Linked DNA regions of Homo sapiens: region 1 is linked to region 2. A link is a loop called in an ENCODE intact Hi-C map of the cell type or tissue named here. Cell type or tissue: ovary. All regions are shown on one strand. Each heading gives the region's core, and the rest is flanking DNA. Links, peaks and the distances in the headings are about the cores only.

Region 1 (2,911 bases), core at 241-2,740, 70 kb after region 2:
TCTTTATTTTTCCTTTTTAAAGATCAATGTGCTATATTTCTTTTTTCTGAAGGAACATCCATTAAACCAACAGTGGTTGAAACTGAGGACAATTCCCCATCATATAATTAACCCCCTTGGGGTGCCATTAAGATCCAATGATATGTTGCGATTCTATTAACGAAAAGTAAATAGGGAAAGTATGTACTGTGGAGCTTGGGTTTAGAATTCCCAGTCACTTGAGCATAAGATGTTCACTTTAACTGCCTGTGCTCCTTGCCCTCCTCAACAACGTCTAAGCGCTTTCGATGCATTCTTGCTTTACTTCATTATTTTATTGAATTCTCCAGGAATGTATGATACAGTGGTTAGGAAAAGAAATTCTAATATAGCCAGGCTCCAGCATTACTAACAGAATGATCTTGGGTAAGTTACTTGAACTCTCTGAGCCTCAGTTTATTCATCTAAAATATGGTGATGGTAACTCCTTCTTTCTAGGGGTGTTGTAGGACGGAAGTAGGGTAAGCAAATGAAGCACTTAGCAGGGTCCCAGGCACATGGTGAATACCCTTCCCTTGCCAATGCCAATGTTCATCAGGAGCAATAACAACCTTCCCAGCAGTTGGGTGCCCTGGGTGTCCTGCTCTTGCTTTCAGGTGCAGAAATACACTCTAGCAGGTAGACTAATGTGGCCCAAGACCACCCAAGCACAGGGTTGGGACAGAAACCAGATCTGATTTGCCCCAAAGCCAGTGCTTTTTTTCTCTCTGTCTCTCTAGCACTGCCAGAACAGCATTTGCTTTCAAGTTGGCCACCATTTTGTGGTAGGGGCACCAACTAGACAGTAAATAAGAGAAGCCATATTTATTTATGTACTACTTATCCAGATTTCAGAACCCTGGGGGACGCATGCAAGCACACACACACACACGCACACACACACAGAGAGATAGAGAAGAGAGGCTAGGGTGTGGGGAATGAGGTTAGGACCACGAGAGCCCTTTGTGTGCCATGGGGCCAGCTCCTGGTGATGAGAAGGAGGTCATATGGCTGCAGAGGAGATGGGAAATGTACGTGGTAGGGAAGCAGGGCCAGACACTGAAGGGTCTCTTAGGCAACGGTGAGAACTTCACCATTTTACTTCATGGAAGGATAGAAGGGCTCGAACCAGGAGTGCCAGTTGATCTGAATTATATAAGATGGCCCCAGCTGCTAAGAAGAGCTGGCATTGGAAGACATGAGCAGCTGGCAAGAGGGGATGTCAGAAGCAGAGTTAGCAGGCGCCTGCTGAATGGTTGAGCCATTCATATTCAGAACTCAGAAGAGGCCCTAGTCTTTGCAATACCTATGCGAACCTTTTGACCCAACGTGTGTCAGCACACGCTTGGGGTATTTACTCAATGCAGTTCCAGCATCCCCTCCTGCCCAACTCCACCTGCACAGACAGAGTTCCCTTCCAGAGGGAGAAGGTCTTGCATTGACAAACATGCGCTGTCCCGGATGGAGGACACATGGCCGTGCCAGGAGGGCCAAGGCAGGATGGGCGAGCAGTCAACAGGGTCCAGGACTCTACCTTTTTTCCCCACATGGTGACAGATCACAGGACCACAGCTGGCTACCTGCGCTGTGAACACAGGGTTCAGAGGACGCTCAGCGTCACACCGGCCCATGAGTTAGGACAGGAAGTGCAAACCAGTACAATTACAGCAGTGAAAACCACAGGCAGGATACTTGGGTATACGAGAGCAGTGTCGCCTGGCTTGGACTCCTGCCAGGCCACCCGGGCTACAGTCCCTTCTGGTCTCCAAGGGCCAGTGGATGGTTACCGATGACAAGCGATAAGGAACTGGGTTTTGTACTGCAGCAGAAAGGGAGGGACAGAGAGTGGTAAGGGAGGCCAGAACATGCTGCTTCGTGCTTGAAGGTGGAAACTAAGGGCTCCTGGCAGCAGCTCTCCCTGGAAACGTGTTCTGGGTTAGAGACTCCCCGTAGCATTCTATTTAGACAAAGCAAGAGGCAGACCGTAGATGTTCTCTCCATCATGGGCAGAGCTGACCTAACCTCTGGGAGTTGCAATTGCATAGCATGCCTTTCTTCACAGCTGGAATGCATTATACCCCATCTCATGGGGTTCCATTATCTTCAGAGATCTCTGAGGTGGTCACATGGCTGTTTCTGGGTATCCCGAGCTCAGAGTAACAGCTCCAGGTTTGGGGGCTTGGACAAGTCAGTGAACCTCTGTGGTTCTCCATGTACAAAGGAGAGGATCTCTGCCACAGTGATGTTGTGAGGATCAACCAAGATAATAGGCAGGAGGAACTTTGGAAAGTGAAATATAATTGCAAGGCATTAGTAATATTATTATTACACTAAGACATGTGATAGATGCATGGCTCTTCCATTCCTAGGAGCTTATAGTTCTTGTGTAAGTAATAGAGTTAATAATGCTAGCTAAGATTTATAAAGCTTATTTACTTATTTATTTATTTTTTGAGACAGAGTTTCACTCTTGTCACCCAGACTGGACTGCAGTGGCATGATCTTGGCTCATGGCAACCTCCGCCTCCTGGGTTCAAGCAATTCTCCTGCCTCAGCCTCCCGAGTGGCTGGGATTATGGGCATGCGCCACCAAGCCTGGCTAATTTTTGTATTTTTAGTAGAGATGGGGTTTCTCCATGAGGTCTTGAACTTCCGACCTGAGGTATAAAGCACTTATTATATGCCAGGCACTGTTTTCAATGTTTTACATATATTAACTTTATCCTCACGATAACTTTACTATGTAAAGTGTTATCAGCATTTCACAGATGTGGAAACTGAGGCACCAAGGGGCCAAGTAACTTTCCCAAAGTCAGATAGCTGGTCACAGTTGGTGCTAGGATCACATCCAAAGCAGCTGACTGCAGAGCCTGTGTTTCCCTACTCCTCCTCC
Region 2 (2,832 bases), core at 1-2,500:
GCTGCAGACCAGTGATTCGCATTCTGAATTTCTCTATTCTAAATATTCTGATTACCAGCCTTGACCGTTTCCAAGCTGAGATTCCAAAGAACTATTTTTTCCTTGTGGTTGGTCCTTTCCGTTAGGGAACAGGAGAAGCGATGAAACCTTATAGAACTGGATAGGAAGGAGAGAAAATCACTCTCCTTCCAGAATCCCCAACAAGGATTGTTGTAAAGGGAACACTGGCCTGAAAAATTAGGTCAGGAGTTCAGAGTCCCTTTTTGCAACCTATAGTTGCCCTGGTTCTCTATATGACCTCATCCACTTCTTGAGGCCTGTAGAAGTGCGTTTCTGACTTTTGTTGGAGGAATTCTGCAGAAGGAAAGCAGGCCGAGGATCCCAGGACAATAGGCAACCCCAAACTAGGCCCAGAGAGCAGAGGAGAGGAAGGGACCTGCCTGCAGAGGCTGGGAGAGTATGGCCCAGACTTTAACACAGGCCAACCTTGGCTTATGACCTCCAGTCACCAGGGGTCAGCTCCAGGTCATTCTCAGAGTCCCCCCAAAACCTCCCACCAAGAAGGATCTGTTTGCAGGGTGACTGACAAGCCGCTGACAGGTTGTGAGCTCTCCACAGAGTCCTAGAAACAACAGTGACGTCCTTAGCACCAGGGTCTGCACCCTTCCCACCTGACTCCTGTCCAATCCCAGTGTCCTCTCCATAATTTCTGACACCTTTTCCTTCCATGCCTGGTCATCCAGGGCCATGAAAGAGCCTCAAAAGTCACTGTCCTCAGGCCAACAAGTGGCAGAAGCTGAGATCTGGGACCCAATAAGTCACCTCCGCCCCACTTTAAGTGTAGACACAGACAGCGCTATGCAGAGGGTCCGGGGAGCATCACTGGAAGCTCAGCTGGAATCTTTAAAGCTGGCCAGAGCTTTTGGTGCAATGGTCTTGAAGCCTGGAATGAAGGAGATGTAGGCAGAGAGGATGCTGAGTTTGTCCCCTCTCCCATTTTCTAAGAACAACCCTCCCTCCATGCCCCCCCATCATCCCCCCCTCCGCCAACCTGGCCCGGGACAGGAACACCGCATCCCAGTCCTTTATGCATGGGTTCTGCGGGGCCCAATAGCCCTGGACATCACTGCCCGAGCCTGGTGGCTGCAGCTGCGTGGGGCTGGGTGTGCTCCCCACCCTCTGAGGTCCCCCGAGGGGCGTACAGTAGGTGCGCAGGGACTGGAGCCCAGACAGAGGGGGCGGGTCCCGAAGATTGCCTGAAGCTACCGAGTCCCTCAGTCCTGGGCCGGGCCTGCAGTCCCAGACCCGCGGCAGTGCCCAGGGAGCCGGTGCGCTCAGACGCCAGCAACGCAGCGCCCCTCGGAGATGCCCACGACGCCGCCCGGCGCCCGGGGGCGCTAATGACGGCCACACCCAGCGCGCCCCAGGGCCCCGCGCCCACCCAAGCTCCCGCACCCCTGCAGGAGCTCGGATTGTGTTCAAATTTGGTTTAAAAAGTCAAAAGGACTGCCCTAGCGCGAGCGAGCTCCGGGGGATATCAAAACTCCCCGGTGCGCCGCTCTCCTGGGTGGGCGGGCGCCTGGAGGGAGGGAGCAAGACTCGGTCCCGCAAGGCTCCGCCCTTCACCTTGAGACCCCCTCACTCCACCCGATCGCGGCCCCAGGAACCCTCTGTAAATAAGATCATCGGCTCCAGATCATTTGATTTTTCTTCTATTAGTTTTCCGGCCCATTTTCCAGATTTTTTTTCTTTTTTCTTTTTTTTTCCTGCTTCGGTTAGAGACAGAGTAAGAGGGAAAAAGAGAAAGGCAAGCGGGAAATCCAGATAGCATGTTTAAAAATCTTTATGGAAATCTCGATACGGTTTGGGGTTTCCGTGGTGTAGTTTGATGCACATTATAAAACAAAGTCAGTCAAGCAAACTTTATGAGGATTGCTCCAACAGCGCCAGGATGAGGGTCCTGCCTGCATTCTTGGATTTCATACAGTTCTAGACACATCTCAGGCATCCAGGAACTGTCTCAAGAGGACAGACTTTTAAAACCACTAATTTCAGAAAGCATCTTTTCCATGAGGGGCCTTTTTCTTAGAGGGACCCTCGGTTTGTGAGAATACTTAAGTTAGGCAAGTATCGTTACACCTTAAAAAAAATCTACTTTTTACTCTCTCCCTCTCTCTTAGGGAAGGATTTATTCATGCACAGATAGATACATTGAAACTAAAACAAACATGTCAGTATCTGAGATGCTTTTTACACTGTCAGATTTTTTATGTAAATCTTGTTTTTCATAGAAGGCGGAAAAACCCTCGGTAATCTTTCTAAGATTTTATCTGTTAAAAGGTGATGTTTGTGTCTTTCCATCTTCAGGCATTCACTCCAATATATTTTTTCATCTGGCTTAAAAAATTTATTTATTTATTTATTCATTTATTTTTTCCTGGGACCCTTTAACACATTAGGGAGGGGGCAAGCTATTAAAAGATAAATCTGGCCCGGTGTGGTGGCTCATGCTTGTAATCCCAGCACTGTGGGAGGCCCAGGTGAGCGGATCACCTGAGGTCAGGAGTTTGAGACCAGCCTGGCCAACCTGGTGAAACCCGGTCTCTACTAAAAATACATAAGTTAGCAGGACGTGGGGGCACGTGCCTGTAATCCCAGCTACTCAGGAGGCAGAGACAGGAGAATCGCTTGAACCTGGGAGGCAGGAGAATCACTTAAAACCTGGGAGGCGGAGGTTGCAGTAAGCCCAGATTGCGCCACTGCACTCAAGCCTGGGCAAAACAGCAAGACTGTATCTTAAAAAAAAAGAAAGAAAGAAAGAAAAGAGAAAAA

Evidence for each region. Hi-C counts contacts between places; a loop is a spot of excess contacts. Peaks named below come from ENCODE experiments on the same cell type or tissue, not always from the same donor. Only the 100,000 strongest peaks of a DNase experiment are listed, where the experiment ranks them.
Region 1: it touches region 2 in a loop (2.1-fold over the local background); 3 of 110 quality-filtered maps call a loop at or near these places.

What each region holds. Positions count from the first base shown.
Region 1 is chr16:79,518,486-79,521,396 of GRCh38, reverse strand. It overlaps a transcript of MAF not described here. Among named protein-coding and RNA genes, the nearest start is that of MAF, 81 kb to the left of the region's middle. In ovary, for the core only: no CTCF peak of the experiment used is centred there; a DNase peak (open chromatin) is centred at 1,697.
Region 2 is chr16:79,588,419-79,591,250 of GRCh38, reverse strand. It overlaps a transcript of MAF not described here. Among named protein-coding and RNA genes, the nearest start is that of MAF, 11 kb to the left of the region's middle. In ovary, for the core only: no CTCF peak of the experiment used is centred there; DNase peaks (open chromatin) are centred at 1,310 and 1,530; H3K4me3 peaks cover 1,124 bases; H3K27ac peaks cover 1,893 bases.